Linked DNA regions of Homo sapiens: region 1 is linked to region 2. The links are chromatin loops, found by intact Hi-C in ENCODE. Cell type or tissue: HepG2. All regions are shown on one strand. Links, peaks and the distances in the headings refer to the core of each region. The heading gives the core; the rest is flanking DNA. Region 1 has its middle 110 kb from the start of SHH. Region 2 overlaps LOC389602 (a long non-coding RNA gene).

Region 1 (16,084 bases), core at 3,909-11,908, 56 kb before region 2:
AAATTGATTCTCTTTCTTCCTTAAATATCAATGCTATTATGGGGGGGCGAACCAAATGTTGCACCCCCCACCCATAATTCTGTGTTAAAATCCCAACACCTGATGGGATGGTGTTAGGAGGTGCGACCTCTGGGAGGTGATTGGGTCATGAGGGAGAAGCCTCATGAATAGGATTAGTTCCTATATTAGTCTGTTCTTAGGCTCCTAATAAATACATACCCAAGACTGGGTAATTTCTAAAGGAAAGAGGTTTAATGGACTCACAGTTCCACATGGCTGGGGAGGCCTCACAATCATGGTGGAAGGCAAAGGAGAAGCAAAGGCACTTTTTCCATGGTGGCAGGCAAGAGAGTGTGTGCAGGAGAACTGCCTTTGTAAAACCATCAGATCTTGTGAGACTTATTCACTACCAGGAGAAGAGCACAGGAAAGACCGCCCCCATGATTCAATTACCCCCCCACCGGGTCCCTCCCACGACATCTGGGAATTATGGGAGCTACAATTCAAGATGAGACTTGGGTGAGGACACAGCCAAACCTTGTCAGTGCCCTAATGAAAGAGACTTCAGAGAGGCTTTGCCTCTCTTCCAGGGCATAGGGTTATAGGGAGAAGGATGTGGCCCTCACCACACTGAACTGCCAACACCTTGATCTTGGACTTCTCAGGCTGCAGAACTGTGAAAAATGAGTTCCTGTTGTCTACGAGCCACTCAGTCTAGGCATTTTGTGATAGCCTGGACTGACTAAAGCAATCCTAAAAGACATGGAAGTAGAAGGGGTGTGTTATGAAGTAGTTAATTCTCCACCATGGAGCTTTCCAGTACAGGGGGACGTGTGTGGTGGAAGGGAGTTGTGCTTCAAGGGAGGGGGGCAGTGGCTAATTTCTCACATGTCTGCCACCTGACATGCCGCAGCCCCTTAAATCAGGGGTAGTTTGGGTGTGGCCTGGCAGGAGGGCTGGGGCGATGACCTGTGAAGCTTCCAGCCCAGCTCTGAGCAGGGCCTGGATCACCACAGGGAGGCCGGGGCTGAGCTCTGAGATGGGCAGTGAAGCATGGGAGGGAGGCAGAGGAAACTGGGATTGGAGTGGAGGAGCCAAGAACAAGCGTGGAGGCAGGAGTGGCAGGTGTGGACCATGCTGGGAATACTCAGGCTAAGCCACGGGAGTGCAGGCTTTGGGAGGTGGGTGGTTTTGCCTCAGGGTGTCTCCATGTGCTCCATACACTCTCCCAGCAGAAGCTCTGAGTGTGCTTAACCTGCCACCAGCACCATGCCCTCTTGCTACAGCACCACCTCCTCCTACACCAGCACCACACCCTCCTGCTCCAGCACCACGCCCTCCTGCACCAGCATCACGTCCTCCTGCTCCAGCACCATGCCCTCCTGCACCAGCACCATGTCCTCCTGCACAAGCACCATGTCTTCCTGCACCAGCACCCCCTTCCTGCTCCAGCACCACGTCCTCCTTCTACCTTTAATCCCCATTGTGAGTCCTTACTTTCCCCCACTGTCCTGTTTAGAACAAAGCACTGTCGATCCCTATCATTCATGGATTCCACAGTTGTGAATTCACCTACTTTTGAAAATCCATCTCTAACCCCCAAATCAACCCTGGCAGCACTCTCACAGTCATCTGCAGACTTGCAGAGGGGTGAGAGATTTGAGCTCCCAGCTCAGGTGGAACAAAGCTCTGCCTGCCTTCTCGCACCCACGCTGTAAACAAATGTGTTGTTTTAAGGTCTATTTAGTGCTACTTTTTCCACATTTTAATGCTTTTTGTTGGTGCTTTTGCTGTTTAGAGTGGCCCACAAGCTCAGTGCTGATGTGCTGTGTTCCCAATGCAGGAAGGCAATGATGCGCCTTAAGAGAAAATATGTGTCTCAGAGAAGCTTCAAGCAGGCTGTGTTCTGGTGCTACTGGCTATGAGTGTTACCAATAGTATATATAATATAATTAATAGTATATATTAAACAAGGCATCTCTAAACAAAAACACAGATGAAACAAGGTCATGTACTGATTGCTGATGAGAATGTGACCAGAGGCCTGTAGGAACCTAGCCTTGTATTTCTCCTAGGCACTGAGGTTCAGCTGCTGATTTTCTGTTTATGGCATAACTACTGTGTATGATGAGCATGTGGACTGGGCTCGGTTTGGATCGGGCTTGGTTTGGACCAGCTTTCTTTATGACTTTCCACATTCTGCGCTGATAATTACATGAGTGCTTATTCAAATCTTTCCAGTGGCTGGACAATTCTCAAGGACATGGTCTATGGATGACAGTGGATGGAGGCTGGAGACAGAACCCTCAGTCTTGAGATCTTCATGACAGTCCATGAGTGGAGAGGGGAGGCTAGAAAGGAAGGCTCAGCTGTGAGTTACTATTTGGGGAACTGACAGGACACAGACTAGCAGTACAGGATTGGGCTCACTGGCTGTGAGCCCTGTAGCCAAGTTACCTGGGTTCAAGCACCGAGGTGGCACTTCCTGTTCCCCTTGGGTAGGCTCCTAAATTTATTTGTGCTTCACTCTTCTTAGTTGTAGATGGGCACACCTTGCTTACACGGTCATTGTGAGGAATTAAATGAGCTCATGAGTACAAAATACTGAACATTATGCCTGGCACAGGGACAGGGCTCAACAAGCCCCAGCTCTTAGCATCTGATGGGGAGGGATGGGGAGGAGCAGGAGATGCCAGGTCCCAGCCTGAGACAGAGGAGAGTCACTGAGGTGCCCTCGCGGGGAGAAGAAGCAGGGCCAGCGACATCGGCAGTCTCTCTTACCCCAAACATTTCCTTTCCCAGCTCATCAGCTGGAACTTCTCAGCATTCTTTTCGGCTGAAATTTTATTTCTGGACGTTCCTTGCCAGCACATCACCAGCTGTTATTTGCTAGAAGGAATCCACTTATGTAACTGTCGTCTTTGAAAGGGGATTGGAAGAGGGCAAAGGAGTCTGGGAGAGAGGGTAGAGAAAGTGGCCTATTTCCATGGTGCCCATGTTCACAGGGCTCTGGGGCACCTGAGCAGGGCTTTTATATTTGCGGGGGACTTAGCTCCATGTGAATTGCAAGAGAAGGACGTCTTACAAAAAGGGCACCAAAGTCTTTCAGAAGTTTGTTTTCCAGAGCTGAGTAGATTCCCCATGTGATGCTTGAAAGGGTGGGAGCCCCAACACTTGCAGGGCGCCCTGCAGCCCACATGTGGGGTCCGCACTGTCTGACTGGGGCAGGCGCCTGTGAGGGCAGGGCTGGTCCACAATGGGGATGCCGTGGTTTGAGGGGTGCTTCTGCCTTGGTCACGCATGGGCAGGGCCTGGAGCGGGGGCTCCATGGGCATGCGGATTCCCATCCAGTCCAGAATGACGTGAGTGAGAGGGGCTTCCCCAGAGCCAGCACAGAGGCAGGTTCGATCCCTCCACCTTTGCATCTGCCTCCTGTCCTGAGCTGGGGGAACGTTGACAATAATGACTCACGTTCAACAGACCGCTTCCCTTCTGGGCCCTTCAGGTGGAGGCCAGAGAGAAACCACATTGCCAAGGGAGCTTCGCGTGCAGGGGCGTGAGCTGGTCACTTACACACTGATCCCCTCTCCCCAGCACACTGCTGGGTCACAAGGAGCTGGTCACTCACGGATTGCCCCCTCTCCCCGGCATACTGCTGGGTCATACGGAGCTGGTCACTCATGGATTGACCCCTCTCCCCGGCATACTGCTGGGCCACATGGAGTTGGTTACTCACACATGGACCCCTCTCCCCAGCACACTGCTGGATTACACGGAGCTGGTCACTCACGGATTGACCCCTCTCCCCGGCACACCGCTGGGCCACATGGAGCTGGTTACTCACACATGGACCCCTCTCCCCGGCACACTGCTGGGCCACACGTCCCAGGTCCTTTATGGTTAGACATGGCTGCATCATGGAAAATGGGCAGAGTGAACATGTTTTGCTTTGGGGACTAAGTCCTTAAGAAGCACTGGGCCTCTGCACACTCTTCCTCCTTTCTTGCACTGGAAGCACGAGTGAGTCCACCACATAGGGCAGACGATGGGATTCACCCAGGTCCCAAAGTCGCCACCTCCTGCAGCAGGAACTGCCCTCCTTGCACTCCTGCTTGAACAAGAAGTGAGCTTCTGGTGCGTTTGGCCCCAAATGTATTGAGCGGTCTGTTGTGACCACATGCAGCTGACTGTAATCTGTAAACCCACTGTGCTAATTGAAGTAGATTATTTTTGCTGGCTCTTCCAAGTAACCAAAACATCTAGTTTCCCCAAACAGAGATTCATCCAAAATTTTGGTCAGTTGTGCCTCATAGTGTATATTAATAACTAGTAGTTTAAATGGGGAACCACATCTGCTTCTGGAATCTTACCAAGTGGGATCTTGGAGCAGGTTATGCTGGAGGAAGCATGCGTCACTTTCTGTTCGTGAAAGTGAAGTGTGAGGAGGCCGCCATCATCAGCCAGGGCCCCTGGGGCTTCTGAACTTACATTCTGCCTCAACAGGCTGGAGTTTCTAAACAGTACGAAAGACCCCAACGAGTTGTCACCCATTGCAGGTCAGCTATTAATGAATTGCTGATGACTAGCACTTGCTCTTTTATAATGAGCATCACTAGCATATTCACTGATGTTGTAGATCTCATTGTTCAAAAGGAAGGTCTGTGAAGGGGTCTGCCTCTGGCTCCTAAGGCGAAGCTCCTCTGTGTGTGTGTGTGTGTGTGTGTGTGTGTGTAAGAGGTGCAATTTATGCAGCAGATGTTGGAGCCCCGACTGTGTCACACACCAGGAAACAGCAATGAAGAAGAGATGCACCTGCCCCATGGTGCAGAGGATTCTGCGTGTCCCAGCCTCCAGCACCGAACCACTGAAATTGTTCGCATGAGGCATCTTACCTGGTAAAGGGTTTTGTGTTCCCAGCACTCCCCTGGTCCTGCTCTTGGCTGTTCCTGGTAGCAGCTGGTTTCTGGGATAATGGCTCTGCCAAGCAGACATCATTCCCTCTATGGAAGTGCGAGGAGCATGATTTGAAACTCGATGAGGGAAAGTGATCTGTGGGTGCCTCATTTCTGGTAAGAGGCTTGTGATGGCTTATAAATCCATGATGGGCTGAACTGTGTCTCTTCCAAATTCATAAGTTGAAGTCCTACACTCCCAGTGCCTTAGAATGTGACTGTATTTAGAGATGGCGTCTTTAACGAGGTCATTAAGTCATACCGAAGTCAGTAGGTTTGGTTCTAATTCAACCTGCCTGGTATCCTCATAAGAAGAAGAGATGAGGACACAGACACACAGAGGGACGACCATGTGAAGACCCTCGGAGAGAGGGCTCAGGAAAAGGGAGCCCTGCTGGTACCTCGGTCTTAGAGGTCCAGCTTCCAGATTTGGGAGACATAAGCTTCTGTTGTTTAAGCCTCACTGCCCGTCCCTCCCATCCTCAGGGCTTGTCATGGTGGCCTGAGCTGACTGATACAGGGTCCCATTGGCTTGTTGCTCTGACACCACTTTTCACTACCCTCTCCCCACCGTCCCACCCTTCTCCAGCCATGCAGATGTTCTTTCTCTCCCTTGAACATGTAGGTAGGGTTGGCTGGCTGGCTCATCTGCTTGGAATGTTCTTCCCCAGACACCTTCACGTGGCTGTTCCTTCACTTACCTGCAGTCTTTTCTCAGAGCCGCCACTCCATCCCGTCTGCTCTCCCTGCTCTTCCTCCATGGCTGCCACCACCATCTGCTTATTTATTCAATTGATTTCTCCCACAATAATGGGGCTGACCTTGGGGAGGGACTGTGCTCATTGAGGAGTGCCTGGTGCCCAGCCCACTGCCTGGCTGGCCTAAGAGGCTTAGCAAATGTTCATCCAATGAAAGATGGAAAGAAGACGCTGTCCAATGGGAGGTGTGTGATCCTGGCCATGTCCTCCCACCATTACCTACAGATCTGGTGGGGATAGTGATGCTCACTTAGCCTAGTGGTTGTGAAGATTAAGTGGGATGGCACGCCAAGATCACCAGTCTTCTTATAAGCATGCCACCTTCACCTGGAAGATGGAGGTTGGGGACCTTGAATGCAAGGCTGTGGCATTTCTGGCAGAGATCGGTGGCCTTCTGGACATTAATATCTGCAAAGCTTGCCTGGGAGCTCCACAGGAAGTTCTGACCCATGGTCACCTACTCCATTTTCTTAGGGCTCATGGAAAGCCTTCAGCAGTATCCTCTGTTGATAGCTCATCCCACTCTCTGCTGACCGCCAAGGTGCCTTTCATCTCTTCTCAATCCAATGCAGATTTGAACATTGCGCCCCTCCATTTAAACCTTCAGTAGATCCCTCATTTTCTTAAGAGCTAACTCCACACTTCCTCCTGCCCTCTCTGGCCCACAGTAGCCGATGTCCTCCAAGCTCCAGAACCCTGGTGTCCACTGCTCCTCTGTGGGACCTCCGGTTCCAACGGGCCCCTCTCCTCAGCACTCTGGGGGACCCTCAACGCCATCCTCTGTTGATGCCACTGCTCTCACCTCCACCTTCCTAGTGTCCTTTCCCCTCTCTCACCATCCCCTCCATCTGCCTGGTTCCTTGCAGCCTTTGAGGCTCAGCTCAGGGGAGACACTTCTGTCTCCATGGTCTTCTGTGCCTTTGCTTCTGTCTTTACCAGTGATACCACTTGCCACCTCACTATTGCTTTGCAATATCTCCAAGTGTTGAGTAGTTTGAGGCCCAGGCCACATAGCCTGCAAAGCTGGAAGTATTTATTCTCTGATTGTTTACAGAAAGCATTTGCTCGCCCTGATCTGGAAGGTGACCAAGTGACGAGCCTTCAGTGATCCGTCGTGAACACTTATCTCGACTGTGTGTTTGGTGAGGGCTTGGTGGAAGGTGCTTGTGGCTGCAGCCTTTGGCGAAGACACAGATTCCTCACTTATTCGAGGGCAGATCTCTGTGTAGTAGAGAGGTAGAAGCAGGAGGTGCAGAGGGGCCACTCTCCATGGCCCCAGGCAGACAGCCTCTTCTCCTTTTCTCTTCCTCTCTGTTCATATCCCCAGTTTTCCTAATTTGGGCCACATCACTTTCTCCTGGCCCCTGCCAGCACATGGGTAGTGGCAGGTAGGCAGGCAGATCTCAACTTTTGCTCTAAAAAGCATCCCTCATACACAACAATGGCACCAGTGGGGAGAGGTGCTCCAGGAGGCAACTGATTTTGCAACCAGAGGTTATTTCTTTTTTTCTATTTCCAGTTATCAGAGAAAATATGGATTTGCTGTATAGCTTTGATGTGTCAGAGCCTGTAATTGTGATCAATTTCTGTGTAGCAGATTAACTCAAAACCCAGCAGCTTAAAACAACAAATGTTTAACACCTCACACTATTTCTCTGAGTCAGGAATTTGGAAACAGCTTAGCTGGTAGTTTTGTTCTGGGTCTCAGGAGACCGCAGTCAAGAACTCTGACCAGGGCCATGCTCACCCGAAGGCTTGACCGAGGCCAGAAGGCCCACTTCCGAGTCTCACTCTCAGGACTACTGGGGGGAAGCCTCAGCTCCTCCCTGCAGGCACCCACGACAGGCTGCCTGGTGCCCTTGATAAGGCAGCTGGCTTCCCCAGAGCGAGGGATTGGAGAGGGTGAGGAGAAAGCTACAGTGCTTTTGTGACCTGGTTTTGGAAGTGGCCCAGGATGACTTCCATCACATCTGTCGGTTAGAGGGGGAGTCATTAAGTCATGCCTACGCTCAACGGGAGGGTCTAAGCTTCCCCTCCTCAATGGAGAATTGTTTGTGGACATCTTTTAGAACCACTCCGGAACTAAATAAATATGACCAGCACGTGTGTTTGTGTGTGTGTGTAACTGTGTGTGTGGAGCTTATATCTGTGTTTGTATATGTGTGTGTGGTGTGTTGTGTGCGCATTTTGTGCACCTGTGTTGTATGTATATGTGTGTGGTTTGTGTGTGTATATGTATGTGTGATGCGTGTGAATATATGCGTGTGGTATGTTTTTGGGTGGTGTGTTTGTGTGTGTGTATTTTGTGTGCATGTGTGTATATGTGTGTGGTGTGTTTGTACATTTTTGTGAGTGGTGTGTGGATATATGTGTGGTGCATTTTTGTGTGCATTTTGTGTGTATGGTTTGCATGTGTGTGGTGTGTTTGTGTGTGCATTTTGTGCGTGTGTGCATTTTGTGTGTTTGTGTGTGCATTTTGTGTGTGTGTCTGTGTGTGTATTTTGTGTGTGTCTGTGTGTGGTGTGTTTGTGTGTGCATTTTGCATGTGTTTGTAGTGTGTTTGTGTGTGTGTTTGTGTGTGCATGGTGTGTGGCATGTGTGCATGTGTGTTTGAGTGTGCATTGTGTGTAGTGTGTGTGTTTCTGCATGCATTGTGTGTGTGGTGTGTGTTTGTGTGTGCATTGTGTGTTTTTTTTGGTGCATGTGTGTGTGCGTGTGTGTGTGTGTGTGTGTGTGTGTAGCACTGGCCACGCCGGATACTGAACTATGCATTGAGGATGCAAACGTGATCTCAGAGGAGCTGGTGAGATCACTGGGCCCCGGGGTGTACAGTCATGCACCAGACAGCAGCACGCGGTGGCTCTGAGTTCCAAGATAAACACACGAGGCTTTAGAGGAGAAAGGTCACCACGGCTTGGCGTGTTCCAGGAAAACTTTGTGGGAGGGAGTCAAAGGCGCCAGTGACCACTGACTGCCTTGGGCAGGGTCCCGCGGGAGATGGAGTGTCACTCAGGGCTAAGAGTTTAGGGTGGGGGGCCCTGCAGAGGCCAGCATGGGACCCTCCAAGCCCCTGTGGGATGTGGGAGCAGCAGGGTGGAGGGCAGGAGCCAAGTCTGGATGGGGTTATCAGGGTCATAGGGCCTGGCAAGGACGGGGTCATAGGGCCTGGCGAGGGCAGCGATGGATGTGGGGCTGTGCTGCTGAGGCTGCAGCCACCGCCACAGGGCCGCTGTGATCGTGGCCTCCCCACCCCCAGGGTCCTGCCTGTGTCCCCAGTGGCCAGCCCCACATAGCAGCCTGAGGGCCTGGGTGCAGGCTCGGGGCAGGAGAGGCTGGGAGAGCAGGTCTCGCCCCTGCAGACTGGGGTATCACCTTAGAGGGGGCAGCAGCTCCCAGCCAGGAGGCGGCAGCAGGGGTGGGCCTCAGGGCTTTGGTGAAAACCCCCCGGAAAAGGATTCCTGGAACCTGAGACAGTCCCAGAAGCGTTGCTCAGGCCTCCCCCTGCCGTCCTGCTCCATCCATGGGTGTGGGGTCTGTGTCATTCTTTATTTGGTGATGACTTTCCAGGGATGCGTTGCAATAAAAATGAACCTGAATGTAACAAAACATCCTGAATCCAGGCCTGAGGTGGGGGTGGAAGAACTCCCCTAACTTTGATCTCATGCTGCTTATTTTTGTCTGAGGATCTGAGACCCTTGAGAGAAAAATTTCCTGGTAGGGTGTCGTCCAGACCTAGTTTCCCTTTCTCTTCAAAATTGTGCTTCATCTTGTGAAGGCTGCACTATGCTGTCCGCGGCACGCTCCACCTGCCTGAGAGAAGACAAATGCCCAGGCGGGGCTGAGGGATGCTTTGCTTGTTCAGGACTGAGGGGCCACAGAGACGTGTGGCCATCGGGGTTCAGCCAGGGGAGTCGCGGTGTGGGCTAGGGCTGCTGGGGGGGACCCGGTGCCCTGATGGCCCAGTGTGGTCCTGCTCCAGTGCAGGTGGAGAAGCCACCCTCCCCAGGGGCATTGTTCACATAGGATGCCTTCATGGTCAAAAGATGCCTGGGTCATATCACCAGGTGCCCCCCATCACCAGGTCATACCACGTAGGATGCCCTCATGGTCGAAAGATGCCCTGGTCATATCAGCAGGTGCCCCCTCCACCTGGGAAGCTCCAGGAGCTCTACTGCATTCTTTAGGAGAGCCAAGCGTGTAAATTTACCTGCTTCAATCACATCAGCGTTTTAGAAACCAGGATATGTGGAGATGCAGCTCACTTAGCTTCATGGAGCTTTGGTGTCTGCCCCCGTGCCTGCCCGGGCCTTGCATAGAGTAGGGCATCAACAACGAGGTCTGGAAAGAAGGATGAGTAGAGCTTTGGCGGGGCGGGGGTAGGGGGAAGCTGAGGGGGCTGGGAGGAGGGGCATCTGTTCTCCGAGAAAAGACCAGGCCTAACTCCAGTTGCTGGACTTCCTTCCAGAGCACAAATCGAAGCGGATAGTGGTGCACAGAAGGAGCTGATGCTGGGTGGGGGCAGACCCCACGCTTCTTCCCGGGATCTGAGGCCGTAGTGGCCCCAGAGCAGCTTGGACTTGCGGCCCCTGAGGGACCCTTTGTGCAGCGTGGCATGAACAGCATGGATGGTACCAACAGCCCATTGTGTCAAGGAAGAAGCCAACAGATAGCCCTGCAAGGGGCAGCTTTTAGGTTGGTGGGGACCCACTGAGCCAGCTGCAGCTTTTAGGTTGGTGGGTACCTGCCTGTAGCCACCCCTCACTGAGCTCTACACCTCAGCTGCACCTGCTATGGTGTATGAGACCCTGGGCTCAGAGCAGGGAGGGACATGGCCCGTTGGTTTCCAAACCCAGCTGCCTGTGCATCCATCACCAGGAACTGGGAACAGCATTCCAGCTGCTGATTCTGGGCCCTGCCAGTCTGAAGTGGGGCCTGGCCATCAGCATTAGAAATGGGAGTCCCGGGCAATTGTGATGCAGTTGGTTCACGGACTGCGACTTGGGGAGCCACTAAACTCATCCAACAATCTCATCTCATGCGTGGAAAAACTGAGGCTTGGAGCAGTTGAGTGATTTGTACAAAGCTGTGCACCCAAATGCTGCCTGCCCTGTGTGTGCTCTGTCCACCGCCCCTTAATCCTTGTGGCCAGTGCCACCTGGGGCAGCTTTGAGTTTCCATATGCATGGCCTGGGCATTGCAGGAGGCCATTGGGTAGATGAAGCTGGTGCTTTAGAGGCCTCACCCATTTCATGATTTGTCCCAGGTCCCCGGTGGGTGAGGGTCAGACTCAGAGTCTGACTCCAGACGGTCGGGCTCACCACCTGTTGAATTCACTGGCTAGCTACGGGACGTCGGGTACCCTCAGCTGCACCCAGTGGTCCTCCTGAGAAACCCAGAAAGCCTGTGATCATTGCAGTGCCCAGGGAGGCCTCCTCTGGTTGTTTTGCTGGCTGGGGCTGTTTGTCTCACGGTGGGTCCGCCCGTGGTCGCTGCGGCTGCCATTGGGGGTCCTGCAGGCCCCATGGGCTCCATTTGGAAGCACTTGTTGTTTTCTAGGCCCGACACCTGGTATCTGTGTGCACTGCGGTGGCCAGAAGCCGTGGAAGGAGAAGATATGGTGAGATGGCGGATCTATGCAGTTTTGTTCTTTCTTGGGTCTGAAATTTGGGCAAAAGGACTCTTAGAGGCGTTGGAGCTAAGAACAGCCAGGCTTGCAAGGCCGCTGGGTGGGCCTCCCTCTGTGATTCACCAGCGTCTCCCTGGCTCTGTGTGAAGCAGCCAAACCGGTTTTCTTCCCTGGCCGCACCACGCTGACTCCCTCTGGGCCTTGCTCCTGGTGACGGGGGCCCTCCCTGGCCAGCTCAGCCCTCCTGCAGGGGCTCCCAGGGCCCTTTCCTCCGGGAGCGTTCCTCGGTTCAGCGGGGCCTCATTCATGCAGTCACTCAGCTGTGTGTCCAAAAATGCCTGTGGGGCGCTCCCTACATACCAGCGTTGAGGCTCTGGGCACAGGACAGGAATCAAATCCCCGACCTCACGAGGCTGCTACTGCTGCTTCCCGATCCCAGCTCTGAAAGACGGGCTCTGCAGCCCGACAGGGCATTGTGCAGCGCCTGTCCGTCACCATCCTTCACATAGGCTGGTCTTCACTGCCCAGCCGGAGCACCAGCCAGGGAAGACGGGGACCCCGCCTCTGGCATTTGTGATGGCCTGGCAGGTGCTTATGGGGAATGGGTGGAGAGAGTTGGCTAAGCCTGATATGAAACCTCTCTCTCTTTAAAAAATCGATATGACTTCATACCTTACCACACGCACGTATTAGTAAGTATTGGGAAAGAGTGAAAACAGAAGTCTTTATTTTTTAATGGGACATGATTAAACTTTAATGGCCAGTGACCTCATGAAATGAATGCCATGCAATGCCATTTACTCATCTAGGCTTGTGCATACCTTCTGGGTATTAGAAAATTACATAATTAAGTATAGATTACCACAGACGTGTCATTATGCATTTTATTATTCTTTAGAGACTTAATAGTAATACTCTGTATTTATATGTGCTTTTCATCATGTTATCTCCAATCGCTTTACAAATATTATCTCATTAATCCTTTGCAACTGTTCTGTGAATGTCTCTATTTAATAGATTAAAAGCCGCAACCTGAAGCGATTAAGTGACAAGTTGAACATCCCATTCTTCACTATGCTACAAAGGCAAGAAGGCAGGCTCACTGCCCTTTCCACCTAGAGAGGACATCTTCTTTTTTCCTTTTTTTTTTTTTTGAGATGGAGTCTCACTCTTGTCACCCAGGCTGGAGTGCGGTGGCTCGATCTCAGCTCACTACAACCTCTGCCTAGTGGGGGTTCAAGTGATTCTCCTGCCTCAGCCTCCTGAGTAGCTGGGATTACAGGCAGGCACCACCACACCCAGTTAATCTTTGTACTTTTAGTAGAGATGGGGTTTCACCATGTTGGCCAGGCTGGTCTCAAACTCCTGACGTCAGGCTATCCACCCACCTTGGGCTCCCAAAGTGTTGGGATTACAGGCGTGAGCCACCATGCCTGGCTGACATCTTCTAATTATTTGAGAACTGAAGCTAAAATCTTGTTTCCCAAGCTCACGTGAACATCAGTAGAAATAAAACTGTACATCGTAGAGTAATCAGGGTTGCAGATTTTCTGTGCCACCCCCATGCTGAGAGGCTTTTCTTTGCATTTGAGTTCTAAGAGAAAACTGTAGTTCCAAAGAGAAGCAATTCTTTAAATGTCCTAATCCAGTGGTGGGAGATTGGCAGTGTGGGCTTGGATCACTCACAAGCACATTTGCTGTGTGTCTGTGCTGTGCTCGTGTTTGTGGATGGCGGCTGCGATGCCCGGGCAGGCTGGTACTCACGGACATCGAGACCAATCCCTGAGCTCCTCCTGGAGATGAGTGTCATTGGGAAGGTTTAGGCCTCATTTCTTGAGGGTTTGTGTGCTTCAAGCTCACCATCTTCATTCCTCGTAACAAACCCCGCGGGGCAGCTGCAATGCTCCCCATTCTACAGATCAGACAGCACAGGCTGGAAACACGAGGTGATTTGCCGAAAAAGTCACACCACGGGCAGGCAGTGGAACAATGAGGGCCATGCTCGTCTGGTGGATCCCAAGTCCCAGGCAGCCTCTAAGAAGAGAAGGGCCCTGAGGTTTAAATTAATTAGAAAACATGCAAACATTGACTCATTTAGAAAAGGGCTTTTTCTTCTGAAAAAGTGAAACATTTTCTATCAAGTTAATAAGATAGGATATTAGGCAGAATAAAGGTTTTCATTTTCATGAAACATTCCAGCTTGGTTAAAAAAATTACTAGGATCTTTGTTCTTGGGAATATTCTTGAATTTCTTCCACTTTGTTTTGTTTTGTTTTGTTTTGTTTTGTTTTTTGTTGCCCAGGCTGGAGTGTAGCTGTGTGATCATGGCTCACTACAGCCTTGACCTCCTGGGCTCAAGCAATCCTCCTGCCTCAACCTCCTGAGTGGCTGGGACCACAGGCACACGCTGTCAACTTTCCACATCTGATGTGGTTTGAATCTGTGTTCCTTCCGCAAGTGTCATGTCAAATTGTAATCTCCAGTGTTGGAGGTGGGCCTAGTGGGGTGAGGGTCATGGGGGTGGATTTCCTTCTCCGTGCAGTTCTTGCGATAGTGAGTTCTCGTGAGATCTGTCTGTTTAAGAGTGTGTAGCACTCTCCCCCCTTCTTTCTCACTCCTGCATTTGCCATGTAAGATGCCTGCTCCCCCTTCCCCTCTGCCATGAATAAGAGCTCCTTGAGGCCGCTCTAGAAGCAGAAGCCCCCGTACAGTCTGCAGAACTGTGAGCCAATTAAACCTCTTTTCTTATAAATCACTCAGTCTCAGGTTTTTTTTTTTTTTTTTTTTTTTTTTTCCGGAATCCCGCTCTGTTGTCAGGCTAGAGTGCAGTGGCGTGATCTCTGCTCACTGCAACCTCCGCCCCCTGGGTTCAAGCAATTCTCGTGCCTCAGCCTCCCAATTAACTGGGACTACAGGCATGTCACCACGCCCAGCTAATATTTGTATTTTTAGTAGAGATGCAGTTTCACCATGTTGGCCAGGATGGTCTCGATCTCTTGACCTTGTGATCCACCCGCCTCGGCCTCCCAAAGTGCTGGGATTACAGGTGTGAGCCACCGTGCCTGGCCCCGGTGTTGTTTTATAGCAACGCAAGAATGGCCTAATACAACATCCTAAAATGGCTCTTGGTGAACACTCATGTCACAGAAGTTCAGAAGGGCCGTTGGCATCTAACCAAGCATTTCCCAAGTTATTTTCCTGAACAACCTCATCCTCTATAAACCCAATAGCCCAGGACAAATGGCAATCGGAAGTCAAAACCCTGGGCTGCGAACTGAAACCCTGGTGCATGGTAAGCATGCATTAATGATTCAAAATAAATAAATGAGATACTGGGGATTCTTAGTAGTCCAAAAGGCATGTTTTCTACCTAAATATTTCTTGTTGATTCTCTTCAGCTTTCCTGTCATGAAAATGGGTGAGAGCCTAGGGTTACTGAGTTAATCTCACTGGGGTTTGTAAATTATATCCGACCCTGGGAATGAGTACTATGGAACTGGAGTATATTTATGTGTAATTATCATTCATTTGCCCTTTCAGCTTGATGGTGCAGGACACAGTAAATGCATCAGATATTTATTTAATGGGTAATTCATGGTGGGGGCTCTTAAAGAAACAAATTACCTAACTAATTGGTGGAAGTTTGACTTCTTGGCTTTTTAAATGACTATAGTTACTTTTGATAACATTAAGAAGGCAGCACCTATAATTTAACCTTCCACTGAAAACCATGTTGGATTGGAAGGAGGCACGTGGTCAGTGCAGAGCGGCTCCCTGCGCTGAGATGACCGGATGAGGCGGCAGGTGGTCTGTTCTCTTCGGTCTGGGGACAGGAACATTCAGCGGCCAGCTGGGAGTGCTGCTCCTGTGAGTTTCAGGTCAAAGAAGGACCCACAGGAGGTGGCAAGGACCCGGGCAGGAGGAGAACTGGGAGAGGGCGTCACACTCGCTGAGTGGAAGAGCCAGGCCCGTGGGGAGCATGTGAGCCTGGGCATCTCCACCTACTAGGCTTTGACTTCCTCGTCGGATCAGTAAGCAGTTAGATTCTGTTAGTGATTCCCAGGCTTGGATACCGTCTACTGGGACATTCAAAACAAATGAACAAATGAATTTGCTGACTAACAAGCTGGCCTCTTCTCTCTCTTTTATTGCCGAGGACATTAGAAAGATCTATTTTTTTTCTTAATTGTTTTTGTTGTTGTTTGTTTATTTGTTGTTTGTCTGTTTTTTTGAGACTGAGTTTCACTCTTGTCACCCACGCTGGAGTGCAATGGCAGGATCTCGGGTCACTGCAACCTCTGCCTCCCAGGTTCAAGCAATTCTCATGCCTCAGCCTCCTGAGTAGCTGGGATTACAGGTGCCTGCCACCACGCCCAGCTAATTATTGTATTTTTAGTAGAGGCAGGGTTTCACCATGTTGGCCAGGGTAGTCTTGAACTTCTGACCTCAGGTGATCCACCTGCCTCAGCCTCCCAAAGTCCTGGGATTACAGCCATGAGGCACCATGCCCAGCTAGCTTAATTGCTTTATAAACAATAGAACATTTTAGTATCAAAAAGGAAACCTTCAGAATGAAGACAGTCCTTTAAATTTAATAATTTGGGTTTATGGAAACATTCACCTCTACTGTACTTATTGTGCTCATTTCCTCCATGAAATCTTGACCTAGTCCAAGGACGACCGTTTGGGAACCCCTGGCCCAGGCGATCCTGTGGGGCCCTCAGTCACCCACTGGCAGGTCCTCTGTG
Region 2 (16,084 bases), core at 5,302-13,301:
CCTGCTCAGGCCCCATGGCCTCTGTCATGTTTTGTCCCCGTCCCTTTGGGAGCACAGCAGCAGTGGGCTGGCTGGACTGTGCAGGCGAGGTTCAAGGATGAGGTACAGTTGTGTGAAAGGTGAGCCTGCTGGACCGGGGAGCTTTCCTCAAGGCCTCCGCCTGGCTATGATGGCGTTAGGGTTGAGGGGAAGCTTCATCCAAAATGCACAGTACTTGGATGTCAAGATGATGTTGCTGCTCTCAGGATGAGTCACTCTCCACCACTGACTTCCTTTGATGTTCTGAGCTCAGCCTGGAGTCTGACCTGGGACTATAGCACTTGTTCTCCCAAGGTAAGGCTGGCGGCCAAACCCAGCTGCGCACACCTGAACCTGCTCCTTGGCAGAGATGAAGGGCGTCATGTTTCGTAGCCACTCAACACCCATGGACAATTTGGCTCCTTGTAAAGACTTAGTCATGCCTTTGAACTGACTTACTTGAAATATAATTGCTCCTATTTTGCTCCAAAGACCAGTGGCATGATGGGTTAGAGTTATTTGTATTTATTGAGATTGTTGTAATTAGCAATCTCAGGGCTCAGTCTAACTGCATTATCCATGCTGGAAAACTTAAAAAAAAAATACAGTCCTTCATCTTCAGTTTTCCAATGGTCGCCAGTTATACACAGCTAATCTTTGCAGTGAAAGTTGTCTTTGGAGAATGTGCTTTCTTGGTCCCGGGTGGTCCTGGTCTTGGGCTGGAATCTACGTGAGCTGCTTTGAAGTAAGCTGACAATACACAATTATTAAGGCTATTTTGACCTGCAAGTATGGTTTCTTAAAAAGGAACAATTAAATACCATGTAGCAGTTATTTAGACTTTAGCATTGACTAAGGAAAGGAGAAAATGGAAGAAGAACCCCCTCCTGCTTAGATGCAGTCATTTTTTAAAAAAATAATCTTTTGGGGAATAAACTTAACCAAGGAGGTGAGGGACTTGTAAACAAAATGTTAAAACTGCACTGAAGACTAGAAAATGTTGATGAAAGCTGTTAAAGAAGACACAATTAGATGATGAAAACACATCCCATGTTCATGGATTGAAAGACAATATTGTTAAGATGTCAATACTATAGATTCTATGCAATCCCTGTCAAAACCCAATTTTTTTTCAAACATAGGAAAATCCATTCTAAAATTTACATGGACTCTCAAGGAACCCTGAGTAGACAAAACAATCTTGTAAAAGAACAATGTTGGAGGGCTCACACTTTCTGGTTTCAAAACTACAGTAATTAAAAAGCTACAGTAATTAAAACAGCATGATATTGTCACAAAGATATAGAAAAATAGAATAGAATATAAATCTTGGAAATAAATCTTCACATATATAGTCAAATGATCTTTGGTGAGGGTGCCAAGACCACTTAATGGGGAAAGGACAGCCTCTTCAACAAATGATTTTGGAAAAATTAGATATTTATATGCAAAAGAACGAAGTTGGACCCTAACTTTACACTATATACAAAAATCTACTAAAACTGGATTAAAGAACTAGCTATAATACCAAAAAGTATAAAATTTCTAGAAGGAAACATAGGGGAAAACTTCATGCATTGATTTGGCATGATTTTTTGCATATGGCATTAAAAGCACAGGTGACAAAAGCAAAAATAGAGAATTGGGACTACATCATACTTAAAAACTTCTGTGTATCAAAGTACACAGTCAACACAGTAAAAAGGCAACCTGCCAGAATGAGAGAAAATATTTGCAAATTATGTATCTGGTGAGGGGTTAATATCCAGAATATATAAAGAACATTTAAATCTCAGCTACAACAACAAAATAAGTAACTCAATTTAAAAGTGGGCAAAGGCCTTGAATAGACATTTCTTCAAAGAGGATATACAAATGGCCAAATAAGCACATGAAAAGATGCTCAATATCACTAACATTAGATAAATGAAAATCAAAACCACAATGAAATATCGCCTGACATCCATTAGGATGGCTACAATAAGAAAAACAAAGTGTCGACAAGGGTGTAGAGAAATCGAAAACTTAATGTAAAGTTGGTGAGAATGTAAAATGGTGTGGCCACTATGTAAACCAGTATGGTCATTCCTCAAAAAATTAAAGATAGAACTATCATAGGATCCAGCAGTGCCACTTCTGGTTACATACCCAAAGGAAATAAAAGTAGGATCTCAAATAGTGATTTTTATACCCACGTTAATAACAACAGTATACAATAGCCATGTGGTGGAAACGACTCAGACATCTATTCTCTTTTTAAAAAAATTATTTACTTTTTACTGACACCTATTAGATGTACTTATTTTCAGGGTACATGTGATAATTTGATACACTCACATAATCAAATTGGGGTAATGGGGATATCCATTACCTTAAATATTTATCTTTTCTTTATGCTAAGAACAATTGCATTATTCTCTCCTAGCTATTTCAAAACAACCGATTAATGTTAACTATAATCACCCTACTGATCTATCAAACACCATGTCTGATTTCTTCTATGTGTAGGTTTATACCCTTAATCAGCCTTTGTTTTTCTCCACCCACCTCCCCTACCCTTCCCAGCCTCCAGTAACCACCAACCCAGTCTCTATCTTCATGAGGTTCTCTTTTTTAGCCCCTGTGTATGAGTGAGAACATGTGATATTTGTCTTTCTGTGCTTGGCTTATTTCACTTAACATCATGTTGCTGCAAATGACAGGATTTCATTCTTTTTTATGGCTGAATAATATTCCATTGTGTATTTATACCTCATTTTCTTTATCCATTCATCCACAGATGGACACTTAGGTTGATCCCATATTTTGACTATTGTGAATAGTGCTGCAATAAGCATGGGAGTGCAGATTTAAATATATACCCAACAGAGGGATTGCTGGATCATATGGTGGTTCTACGTTTAGTTTTTTGAGGAACCTCCATAGTGTTCTCTACCATGGCTGTGAAAATTCACATTCCTGCCAATGGTGAACAAGGGTTTCCCCTTTCTCCACATTCTCACCAGCATCTGTTATTGGCTGTCTTTTGGAGAAAAAACATTCTGACTGAGGTGAAGTGATACTTCACTCTGGTTTTGACTTACATTTCTCTGATGATTAGTGATGTTGAACATTTTTTTCCTATACCTGTTTACCATGTGTATGTATTCTGTCAAGAAATGTCTGTTCAGATCTTTTGGCCATTTTAAAATCAGATTATTTGTTTTTTTGCTATTTGAGCTCCTTATATATTTTGCTTATTAATCCCTTGTCAGATAAAGAATTTGCAAATATTTTCTGCTATTCTGTAGGTTGTATCTTCATCTTCACTTTGTTGATTGTTTTGTTTACTGTGTAGAAACTTTTTTTTTTTTTTTTTTTTTTTGATGGGGGAGACAGTCTTATGGTGTTGCCCTGGCTGGTCTTGAACTCATGGCCTCAAGTGATCCTCCTACCTTGGCCTCCTAAAGCTCTGGGATTACAGGCATGAGCCACCATGCCTGGCCTTGCGCAGAACCTTTTCATCTTTCGAACTCATTCTACAAGGCTAGCATTACCATGATACCCAAACCAGATAAGGATACAACAACAAAAAAGAAAACTACAGGCCAAGATCACTGATGAACATAGATGCACAAATCCTCAACAAAATACTAGCCAACTGAATTAAACAGCACATCAAAAAGATCATTCACCATGATCAAGTGGGTTTCACCCCAGGGTGCAAGGTTGATTCTACATATGCAAACCAATAAGTATTGAAATGATCACATGATTTTTGTTCTCAGTTCTATTAATGTTCTTGATTCTGTTAATGTTCTGTTCACATTGCAGAAAAAGCATTTGACAAAATAATTTCAGTAGCTGCTGAAAAAGCATTTGATAAAATTCAGCATACCTTTATGATACAAAAAACCTTCAATAAACTGGGTATAAAAGAAACATACCTTAAAATAGTAAGGGTCATGTTAATTCCCTGAGTGAATTCATATTAATTCACTGAGTCATGCAGATCTTCCAAATGTTGACACATTTCAGAATACCAACAGTGAAAAAGGTACACGACATCTAGGTGTTATTGCAAAAATAATTTTTACATCATGGATCCCCAGAGAATGCTTGGGGACCCTCGGGGATCCACAGGCCATGTTTCTGTGAACTGCTGTATGATCCAAAACACATCCTATCACTGATTTCAGACCCAAGAGTAAAGGAAATTGGCTCAACCATTTTAGAAAGAGGGATGCAGAGTTCCATGGCAGAAGGCACGGATGCAGGTGGGGAAGGATGGGAGCCAGAAGGCGGCCCATCACAGAGCTCTCGCTGAGGACTGGCATCATAGCAGAAGTTGATCCTGGGCTGGAGGTGTCTGGTCGGACCCACTTTATCGTTCATGTTCACATTTTGTTACCTGCCACCTTACATTATGGCTTAACTGTTTCGTGCGTGCCTGGCTGGTAATTCCACCAGGTAGTTAAGCTTCTCGTGACTAGAGATGAGTATTCCACATTCTCTCTGCACCCCTGGAATGGTGGCTGCACACCCAAGTCCTCTCTGCTTAACGTTCCTCCTCTAGGGTTTAGAGGAGCAGCTCTGCAGTCCGACTGTCCCAGTGCAAAGCCGGGCTCCACAATGAAGAGCCATTTGACAAGGGGTGAGTTAACTTTTCTAAAGCTCTCGGATGCCGTCTGTAAAGTGGCGCTGCTCCAAGTGTGCTGTGACGGTTGGAGGAGATAAGGCTTGGAGAGCTCTGAGCACCCAGAAGGCAGTACGCCGCGGCGGACTTGAGTCATGGACTTTTCATCCCAGGGCTCTCCATTTTCACCAGCACTTGGTGGTGGTGGTGGGGATGAACGTGTTCCTCTCTGAAGGTACCGGGCTGGGCTGCCTGCCTTTTTTTTTTTTTTTTTTTTTTTTTTTTTCAGACGGAGTTTTGCTCTTGTTGCCTAGGCTGGAGTACAGTGGCAAGATCTCAGCTCACTGCAACCTCCACCTCCTGGGGTTCAAGCGATTCTCCTGCCTCAGCTTCCCGAGTAGCTGGGATTACAGGCATGCACCACCACGCCTGGCTAATTTTTGTATTTTTAGTAGAGATGGGGTATCACCATGTTGGCCAGGATGGTCTCAATCTCTTGACCTCGTGATCTGCTCGCCTCAGCCTCCCAAAGTGCTGGGATTACAGGCAAGAGCCACTGCGCTTGGCCTGTATGCCTATTTCTAAGCAATGAGGAAGGTAGCTTTAAAAACCAAGCACAGGTAGGGCCTTTCTGTCTGTTCTTTTCACACAGTCTTATGAAATATTCTCCACAGTGTAAAATCCTTTCTGTTCCTCTCTTTTTGAAGAGCAGTTGAAGCTGAATATGCCCCTTTGCTCTTTCGTTGCCTAATGCACGTCTAGCAGTTTTTCCAGAAAGACCTTTGGGTCCAGGACCTGGTCTAGCTTCTAAGTCTGCTTTTGCTGAGCGTGGCAGCCTTGACAGAGTCAGGATTCCCAAAGCTTCCCCATCAGCCAACTGCACGTCCGTCTTCCCTCCAGGGCTCTTGTAACATGGGAAGGAGCTTCCACAAGATATTTATGAAATTTTATCAAAATCGTGATTGATGATGATGACCCTTTTATTTTCATGAAATTCTTAAATGACTTAATTTTAGTTTCTTTGTCTATTTTAGCCCATTTCTGCTCCCTAAAGGGACTAACTTCTCAAGAAGAAATTCTGACTTCCTGTTTACATTTTTCTTTCCCTTTTCAGAGGAGAATGTAGTTGGTTCCGTGAGCTAAGTGTGTCTTTTAAGATCCCTCACCTCATCCAGAGCTGGGCTGATGCTGTTACTCCTCTCATAGCCCACTCCTCTGCAGGGTGACCTGGGATCACTCAAAGTATTGATCACGCTGTGCTGGTCTATTCTGCAGGACACTTGTCTCATCTCAGTGAAACTGGGTGCACAATGGTTCGAGGGGCTGTGACACACTTGTCCACTCTGTCTCCTACAGGACTTGTCTAGCCTCATCTCAGAAAACTCAGCCCTTTGGATATTCACAGTATTGAGTTTATTCAGGAAGAGCTTGAAGAAACATTTTTGATCACTGACTGTTTGCTAGATCCTGGACGAAATTCACCCTGCTTTCAAATCCTTTGTGTTCTAAATCCCTTATCAACGATATGCAACTGTCATACCCAAAGGAAAGCAAACACTCATATTTAACGTGTCCCTCTGCCCTGGCCGCGAGTTCTGTGAAGATGGATTGGGATCTGTAACTGTCATCCCCAGAGGGAAAGAAATACTCATATTTAACGTGTCCCTCTGCCCTGACCACGAGTTCCGTGAAGACGGAGTGGGATCTGTGTGTTCAGCGCTGGGTAGGATGCAGGTTGCCTGCATGCAGCAGCTTCAGCCTTGACACCTGGGTCCTCCCCTGGGTTTTGCTCAGTCCCAGGTAAACGAGGTGTGCAGTCCAGGAATGGGGCCTGTAGGGCACCTGAGCCAGTGGCACAGATATGAACTTTACCTGAAACTCAAGATTTTCATTTCTGCACGTTATTCAAGTATGCAAGCTGGTTGAGCTGAGGCTTCACTTCCTTTTTTTTTTTTTTTCCTTTTCTTTTCTCAGCCTGACGCAGGGAAGTTTTTAATCTGTTCTTCCTCTTCCTTCTCCTCGGTTGTCCAGGCCTGGGTGTTCAGCACGTTCCCTCCAGGAAGTTTAGAGTGGCATCTCTCCGAGGGCAAGACCCTGGTGAGGATGGACGTCTTAGCCTCCACGCTGAGTGGAAGGAGAGAGGCTTGGTCCAGGCCTCAAGGCCTTCTATGCCCACCAGGTATCCAGGAAGCCCTGGAGAGCCCCAAGCAGTAAACGGGAGAGGTGCTCTGTGGGAAATGCAGGCAGAGAGGGAGAACTCTTCCCACTGAAGCCTCCAGCCCCGGCTTCTTCTAAGCCTTTGGCGGCTATTAAAAAAATTCCTTCAGTTTTTGCCCACTAATGATGCCCATCATTCTCTGGAACCTGAATTCAGAAGCGCAGGCTCACAGCCATCTGTCTTACATGATTTACAGGAATGCTTTTTATCCTAAAAGCTGGGGCCATTTGTATCCAAGAAGGGTGTAGCCGTAGGAACCTCTGTACCTATATTTAGTAGAGAATTGAGTCAGTTTTCTGGGTACTTAATAGTTTCCTACTTCACGGTGTGTAGGTTAAACTTGGTTTTAGTTATGACAGATTGGGATAACAAGTATAAAAATAACCATCTAATTAATGGCTCCATGTACTGTATGATTCTAGAAAGGATTATTTAGAATTATTGGATCAGGTAAGGTTGTGGACATACTGTGTCTGGATTTTCCTAAGTTCTCTTAAAAAACAAGTTCAGACCAATACGTATATTTATGGGGGAGTGTGTAAATGCAGTCTGCAGAATGCCCGTGTGGACACGTCTGGGCAAGAACGCCCATGTGGACGCATCAGGGTAAGGCTGGCAGCCTCACGGAGGGATGATAGGTCATTGTCAGTCGCTGCGGCTGAGTTAAGTTCACCCCCCAATTCACATGTTGAAGTCCTGACCCCTAGGACCTGAGAATGTAACTGTATTTGGAGATAGGGCATTTCAAGAGTTAATTAAAGTAAAATGGAGTATTAGGGTGGGCCCTGATCCCATCTGACCCACGTCCTTATAAGAAGAGGAGATAAGGACACAGACACACCCAGAAGGCTGACCCTGCGAGGACCCAGGGAAGAGACAGGGAGGAAGGCACTGGAGGGGGCCAGCCCTGCCCACAGCTTGCTGTTGGTCTTGCAGCCTCTGGAGCTGTGAGAAATGAACTTCTGTGTGTAAGCCGCCCCATCCGTAGCCACATCGTGGGATTTTGTTCAGATAGCCAAGCTGACTCCCACACAGGTCTGGAGCAAGCCCCCACTGGGAGCCCCAGGGCTCTCCTCTCTCTGACAGTTTTTCTTGTGACTGAGGCTGCTGGTGGAGCACACAATGTCCTTGCCACACTCTTCCTTAAGTGTAGAATCTGATTTTTCTCAGGGAACAATTGAGTGCCCTACCAAACACTCAATTTTCTAAGCTTCCTTTCAGCTCCAGGCAGTGGCATTCAGGCGGAACAACACGGGCGGGTGCCCCTTCCTCTAACGGGAAGGCAGAGGCTCCTGGGAAAGCCCTTCCCTGCTCCTGAACATCTTCTCTGTCCTTGGCAGAGGGACGTGCCCACAGCGGTCTGTGCCCAGAGGCAGCTGTGCTGAGGATGGGACTGTGGACCGTGGGGAGGGCAGGGCCCTGACCACCTCACTGGCAGGCCTCACCTATCTCCAGGCTCGTTTTTATGACACAGAAAAACAAGAATATGGGATTTTATGTTTGTTAAGTCAGACCAAGTTTCTGTTATTTGTTCCTAAACTGACTTATAACTGATGACAGCCATGACTTGGATAAATCATGGAAAGTGCACATCTAAACACTGTGGAAGGTGGAGCTGGGAGGATGCCTGGGCCTGCTGCAGGACAGGGGCAGGATGCCACCCCCCAGGGAAAAGGTGACAACTCGAGATCTGCCTGCCATGGTGGTCCTGCCAGTGCTGGAGAGGGATGCAGGGACCATTCTGAATTTAGTTCCCCAAATTCCAAGTCGGCTAGCACAAGGCAGGAGAGTATAGCTAAGCAGCCAGGTGAAAAAGAAGTGAGTGTCTTCAGGGACGGAGGCCGACGGCTCAGCACGGTGCCCCTTCACTCTTCACTCGGCCACAGTGAGGGCAGCACGGGCACCGGCACGGCCACAGTGAGGGCAGCACGGGCACCGGCACGGCCACAGTGGTGCTGCTTGCTCAGGCTGGCCAGGCCATGGTGGGTCCCTGGGCTCGCTGTTTGCATCCCAGTGCAACAGATGGAGATGGTGGTGCTTGCCCAGTGGAGAGTGGCCCAGTGCTGAGGAGTTCTAGAATTTTGCATGGAACGGATGAAAACTGAGGAGGTAGGAAGGACTGTCAGTGGGAAGAAGGGCTGCAGTCATTTTGTGTGGCCTTAAGGGCATCCCTGTGACAACAGGTGGAGGGGACGGGTCGTGGGGGTGGGTCATGGTGGGCTCCAGACAGGGAAGAAGTTTCCATCAGCAAGAGCTTTCACAAATTGGAATGGACTGCTCCAAAAAGTAGAATTTCCCTGCCCACGGGGGTGTCAAGAGCAGACCATGGGATCCCACCTGGAGGGCAAGATCCAGGGGAATTCAGACAGGAGGTGAGGGTGGGGTGGACGACCCCTACAGTCTGAGCCTAAGCATGTGGCCGCCCCAGGGCTGGGTCTGCAGGCTGTTGATGAGCATGAGCCATCGACTTTATTTACAGAGATTCTCTTCCAGGCTCCTCCCAGGTGCCCCAGGAACATCAAGAAAGGCAGACGTAAATGGGTCCAGGGCTCCTCACGCTTGGACAGGGGGGACCTGCTCCCCGGGTGGGGTGAGTGCTGCTAGAAGTCAGGGGAAGGTGAGTGCTAGGTGATGTCAAAAAAGGGAGAATATGGGATTTAATATGGGCTGGGGAATGGCTTGGTTTCCTATAGGAAGAAAGGAAGGTGGGATACCTGCTCCCAGGCAGGGAAGAACAAAAGAAACAGAGGAGGCAGCCTGGGCAGTGGCTGGGCGTCTCACCTGACCCTGGCTGAGCTCCTGCTGATCTTGGAGAAGGAAGGGTGGGGCCAGACTCTGGATGGCTTGGAGCCCCCGACCAGGGTCCACACTGGGAAGAAAGCAAAGGGAAGTTAACCACTCAAGGTTCTCACGCTGTTTTCTCAAGTAAGAAAGTAAACTCCCTAAACCACAAGACCAGCACAAACTAGGAAGGACCCCACGGCCCACCACCATGCGGCACCATACCTAAGTGTTCCTGAAGTTCACAGAAGGGATGTGGTAGAGAGGGGAAGGACGTTACCAGGTTTTAAAACATATTTTAAAGTTTAAAATTTTTTTGCGTTAGTAATAGTGATAATAATTGTACATGCTGTGGGTTCACCTATTTTAAGTGTATAAGTCAATGGTTTGTAAAAAAAAATACATAATTATGCAACTGCTACTACAATTCAGTTTCCAACATTTCCGTCCCTCAGAAAGGCCCTAATGCCCATCTGTACTCAATCTCCATTCTCGCCCCAGCCCAGGCAACCGCGAACCGGTTTTCCATTCCTACACATTTGCCTTTTCTGGACATTCACGTAGATGGGAATCAGGCAGTCCGGGATCTTTTGAGACTGGCTTCTTCACTCAGCATCATGTTTGAGGTTCATCCATGTCCTAGCAGGCATTAGCAGTTTATTCTTTTTTATTGCTGAAGAGAAACCCACTGTATGGAGGAACCACATTTTACATATCCATTCATCAGCTGGAGGCTTGAATTGTTTCCAGTTTGAATATTGTTTCAGTTTGAATATGTGTGAATTGTTTCCAGTATGAATATTGATGGCACAGACCCTTGTTACGAGTCTTTGTGCGGACATGAGCTGGCCCTTCTCTTGGGCAGACACTCAGGAGTGTGCCCTGAGTGTTGTTGCTCAGGAAGCCTGAGGAGGGGTGAGGAGGTGGGAGAGGATTCAAGAGGGGGTGCAAGCTGCGACTGGGGCTGAGTCCCTCCCACATGGAAATGAGGAGGAGCGAGATGAGATGGCGGCCAGAACACTGACGGTGTGGGAGGTTGAGCAGCTTGGGGAGGGCTGAACACCCATGCTCTTGGGAACCACAAAGAGGAGCTCAGGCTTGCGGTCAGGGGACGTGGAGACTTTGTAGGCTCCATGCAGACAGCAGGACTTTAGGAAGAAAGGTTTGGTAGTAGGATGGTGGAGGGAACAGGGCAATGAGAGGCAGGGACAGGCGGAGGTTCAGGATGGTGTGAGCACAGAAGGCTTTTAAATCTGGTAGCCGCTTTGTGGCTGGAAAGGGGCGCAGATGGACGCACAGTAAGAACGCACAGAGAAACCCCTCCTGGACTGTGACTGGAGTCACAAGATGCCACAGTTGAATTTGTGGTCACTAAATGGCTCATCCTAACTAAAATCAGTTCTAATGCCTACAAAAAAGCACTTTCTATTTCCTTAAAGTTTCCTTTGTATATATTATACTTGAGATTACTCAGTAATAACAGTAACATGACAAAATACGAATAAACTGCAAAATTGAACAGAATAAAATTCACAAGGGGCCCTAATTCCGACATAGATAGTAAATGACTAAAAATTCTAAATGAGCACAGAAAACATCTGTCGTGTCAAATATATTAATTCCAACAGTCTAATATATATACTTAATTAAAATAGTGAAACCATCTGTCCAAAAGCCTTCTCGGTGAAACTTTAATTAGTAGTCTCAGTTATATTATGTAGCAGAGAGAAAGGTCTTAGAGTTGCTTTCTTCCTAGCAGATTTGAAACCTGGGAAAGTGAAACAAAAATATTTCTTTTGGTGATATTTGAAGAGAAAAAGAGACATTCCTTGTGTTTTCTTGTTGGATGTCTCTACAGCCGACTCCGATGAAAAATTGCATCTCACATTGTAATGCTTATCTGAGCAGGCACGTCTGCATCAGGGGTCGTATTATCTTGAGCTTGGATTATATCTGAAGGTTATATTTAAGAAACAGTATTTATTAAAAATTTTTAAAATGTAATTGTGAAAAAAACACATAACCAAAATTTACCACGTGTACAGTTTAGTATGTAAAATATAGTCACATTGTTGTGCAATGGATCACTTGAATTTTTTCATCTTGCAAAACTAGAACTCTGCACCCATTAAACACGTCTCGACTCTCTTACTCCCTGGCCATTGGCTCTTATCATTCTGCTTTCTGTCTCTATGAATTTGACTATTCTAGGGACCTCATATAAATGGAATCATTCAGTAGTTGTCCTTCTGTGTCTGGCTCACTTCACTCAGCGTAATGTCCTCAAGGTTCATCTGCATTGTAGCAGGTGCCAGAATTTCCTTCCTTTTTAAGACCAAAAGATATTGCGTGGTGCTTAGAGACCAAGGCTTCTTATCTGTCCATCCGACGATGGACACTTGAGTGGCTTCAACCCCTTGGCTGTTGTGACTAGTGCTGCTATGAACACAGATGTGCAAATATCAATTTGACATCCCACTTTTAATTCTTTTGTAAGTATACCCAGAAGAGTGCTTGCTGGATTATATGGAAATTCTACTTTTTCTTTTTTTTTTTTCTTTTTTGACAGAGTCTCACTCTGTCGCCCAGGCTAGAATGCAATGGTGAGATCTCAGCTCACTGCAACCTCCATCTCCTGGGTTTAAGCAATTCTCCTGCCTCAGTCTCCCAAGTAGCTGGGATTACAGGCACCTGCCACCACACCCGGCTAATTTTTGTATTTTTAGGAGAGACGGGGTTTCACCATGTTGGCCAGGCTGGTCTCGAACTCCTGACCTCAGGTGATCCACCCCCCTCGGCCTCCCCAAGCGTTGGGATTACAGGCATGAGCCACCGCGCCTGGCCTCCACTTTAAATTGTTTTGAGGAAGGGAACATTATTTCTTTTATAGTGAATTTTAAATCTTGCAGATTTTAAAATATAGTAGATTTAAAAGCCTGTGTTGTAACAGAGTCCGGCTGGTATTAACCTTTGGTTCAGAAGTTTCTTTAAGGTCATTGAAACAGTGAGCCAAATCATACCTCCCTTGCATCCTAAAGTACAATTGAGATAAAGTGGTATAAAGAAAAAATACTGCTATGGGCTTTTGGAGATGTGGATTCTAGTCTTGGCTTCATACCCTCTAGTTGCATGACTTTGAATAAGTCATTTCTCCTCTTTGGGTCTCAGTTTTCTCATCTGTGTAAAGGAAGAGTTTGAAATGAGTGACACCTAAGCCGCTATTCAGCTCTAAGCACATTACAAGAATAACTTTCAACTGAAACAGGTGCATAAAAATATTGATCTTTATTTAATTATTGCAAGACATGCAGAACTACTGAAGAAACTAGATGGAGTTGGAGTCAGACCGTGGAGGTGAGGAAGAGGCAAGAGGAGAATAAAAAGCACACGTCCCACATCAGGCTGCTGCTGCTGTGTCAGAGTGGGATTGCCTTCCCCATGGGCTCTGACACGACTTGGGCAGTGGAAGAAGAAACTCCCAACATGGTAGGAAGTCAGAGTCCCCTGGAGCAGGCTGCCCTGCGAGAGAGTTGGGGTGGTCACTGAAGTGTCTCTTGTGGCATTCTATGGAATTGTGTTGTTCTCAGGCAAATTGGTATCCAAGGATTCTTTTCCCCCGTATGTTTGGTATCGGAAAATACCACTAGCCAGTTTCAGCTTCCCATTTGTGTAAATAATTCATTTGCCTTTTGTCAAAGGCATTGGTGTTCATGTTTTGGTCATTTGTTGAAATATTCATTATCCTTTTGGGTTTCAGGATGACAGTAGCAGTGGCTCATACCTGTTCTCAGTCCAGTATACTAAGATGCTGTGATTCTCTGACATCCCAAGCCCCCTGTGCACTGGGAGTTTGGGAAAAAGGATGGCTGACTTAGGTCGTGCTAGTCAAATGCCCATAGGGCTTAGGTTATATCTTGTTTTTGAAAAACTCACAGTAACAAATCTATGACAGGTTACCAATTTTGAGCAAAGTCCTTTCATTTTTCATGAATTCAAAATAATCTTTTTCCCATTTTGCCAGAAATGAATTTGCCTTTGACATGAATGCCTGCTGAATAATGATGGAGTTGAGCTTGTGAGGACATTCTGCAGAACTGGGCTAAAAACATTGACTTCCTACATGATCTCTGCATCCATATGATCTATTAGAAATTAATTACAGTAGCCGTTTGCTTTTTAGGATGCTGAAAGAAGTAACTGAATATAAATAAGGAAAACAAAAGAGAAATAAAGCAAAAACAAAGGGGGAAAAGCAGATGATCATTTAATATGCAGACTGAATCTAAGCAAATTACTATCTAGTCACAGATTCTCTGTAGGGATAAGTTTGTGGGGAACATAATTAACAGACTGAGCAGAAGATGCAGCATCTTCATTTATTCTACAAATACCAGCCTGAATGTGAATTGACAATGCACTAACTTACTCTTAACATCCAAACAATTTGGAAGTAATTGACTCTTTGGATAATAAGGTCCTTTGGGGTTTTTCTGTTTCCCCAAAGATGTCTTAATAAACATCAATTAGCATTGCATAGGTCTACAGCTGTAGATGAAAATAATCTTTATTAGTGCTTTCTGTTTGCTGGAATTTTGGATAAATTGAGTTGGCTGCACCCATAGAGTAAGCAAACAGGCGTGCCCTCTCTTAATAGGACTTGTTACATCCTAGTTTTGCTGGCCTTTTCCAGTTAAAACAAGTTTCATCACAGATCGTACCTTCTCCAAAGAGGCTGGCTTTCTGGATAATTCCTAGTGGCTTTCTCCTAACACCTCATCTCTTAGTTTTAGCCCCTTAGTCATCTTCATGCCAGTGCCCGTGCTGCTGGTGTCTTGTCCCCTAAAGGTCTTGAGTGAGATTTGTCTCCCAGCAAAGTGGAAGTGCTTCTCAAAATTCACTCTGTTCTGAGCAGTGATAAGTACTAAGTATAATGCTTACTGAGTTTTCCGAAACCCAGGGCCAAGTTATTTTCATATGGGGGTTTGTTCTGCCAAGATGGAAACAGTTCCCTTTCTGTTTGAGGGACTGTATGTGGGTGAAGGTAGCAGGTACCTCACTGCAGTGGCTGGGCCACCAGGCACACTCACCAGGCAGTGGCAGCCGGGGCTAGAGCAGCACCTGTGTGGTGGCCTCGCACTCTGAGTCCTATTTTTCTATTCCTCTTGTCCTCACAAATGCCTCATGGCCACAAAATGGTTGCTCCACCTCCTGCCTCACGTCCACTTTCTCCAGAAGAGGAAGAAGAAGAATGAGAAACAGGAAAAGGAAAGAAAAGAAGGAGGAGGAGGAGAAAGAGAAGAAAGAAACACAGCACCCAAACTGGGAAAGTCAGAAGTTTCCAGAAGTCCCTGTTAGTCCTCCGTTCCGCCCCTGGATGTAGCTGCATCACAGAGGCCACACCAGCTGCAGGGGAAGGGGAGACTCAGGTTAAAAGCATCTGTGCACAACGCTGCCTGCAAAGTGCTGGGGTCGCTCAGTAAGGAGAGGAGAGAATGAGTGTGGAGCCCCTCACCCCTCTCCACTGGGTTAGGAAGTCAGAAGGGAGACCCTGCGACGCCTTGCTGTGGAAGCTGGGATGCCTCCGAATGACCTTTGGGATCCACCCGTCATTATCAGACAGGGGCGAGAGATAGCGCGGAATATCAACACCACAAAGCTCCTCAGGGAACTACACCCTGCAGCAGACCCAGGTTTGCGTAGGTACTTCTTGGAATTGTGAAACAGAGAAGTTTGTTTGAAACACAAAGCAGCTGAGGTGGTCCTCCAGGACCCCACGGAGAGGTTCCACCTAGGGCTTCTCTCTCAATCACCTGTTCTGTGGGGTTAGCCCTCCGGGTCTCTCCAGTTCTCCAGCAGGGTCTGCACTCCTGCAAGTCCATCCTGGCCCCTCTCCGGGACCCAAGTGAGGAGAATCCTCTCCTAGTTTTTCTTTCCCATCAGAGCCAAATCAGATGAGAATTTCCAGACACTCGCTGTGTTTCTGATAAAAAAGACAGCTATATTTCTGAGACAAAATTGCCTACCAGTTAGCCACGCGTTCTTTTCTGACACCAGGGTCGAATTGTCCTCCTTGGATAGGACACCAAATTATCAAAGGACAGAAACCACCTGGTGCACCACAAGAGGAAGACCTGCTGCTGAAGGGCAGCGACAGTGGAGAGCGGGGAGGGCTGCAGTGTGGGCATTGCGGCCCCGAGACTGATGAGAAGCCCCTGAGACAGAGGAACCCCAAGAAGAAGCATCCCCCACAGCACGGGCACTGTGGCCCCGAGAGTGGAGAGTGGGGAGGGCTGCAGCGTGGGCACTGTGGCCCCAAGAGTGGAGAGTGGGGAGGGCTGCAGCGGGGGCACTGTGGCCCCGAGTCAGACGAGGAAACCCTGAGATGGAGGAGCCCTGAAACACAGGGGACCCAGAGATGGAGGAATTCCAGGGCGCTGGAAGGGAATTCAGGC

What was found. Peaks named below come from ENCODE experiments on the same cell type or tissue, not always from the same donor. Only the 100,000 strongest peaks of a DNase experiment are listed, where the experiment ranks them.
Region 1: a loop joins it to region 2, with 2.1 times the contacts of the local background. A loop is called at or near these places in 5 of 110 quality-filtered maps.

What each region holds. Positions count from the first base shown.
Region 1 is chr7:155,910,656-155,926,739 of GRCh38, forward strand. No RefSeq gene overlaps it. Among named protein-coding and RNA genes, the nearest start is that of SHH, 110 kb to the left of the region's middle. In HepG2, for the core only: no CTCF peak of the experiment used is centred there; a DNase peak (open chromatin) is centred at 8,556; H3K27me3 peaks cover 4,661 bases.
Region 2 is chr7:155,965,020-155,981,103 of GRCh38, forward strand. LOC389602 (a long non-coding RNA gene) reads left to right here. Exons shown (of 2, transcript NR_144629.2): 2 at 1-3,943. Among named protein-coding and RNA genes, the nearest start is that of SHH, 160 kb to the left of the region's middle. RefSeq lists enhancers at 9,080-9,581, 9,582-10,081. In HepG2, for the core only: no CTCF peak of the experiment used is centred there; no DNase peak of the experiment used is centred there; H3K27me3 peaks cover 4,354 bases.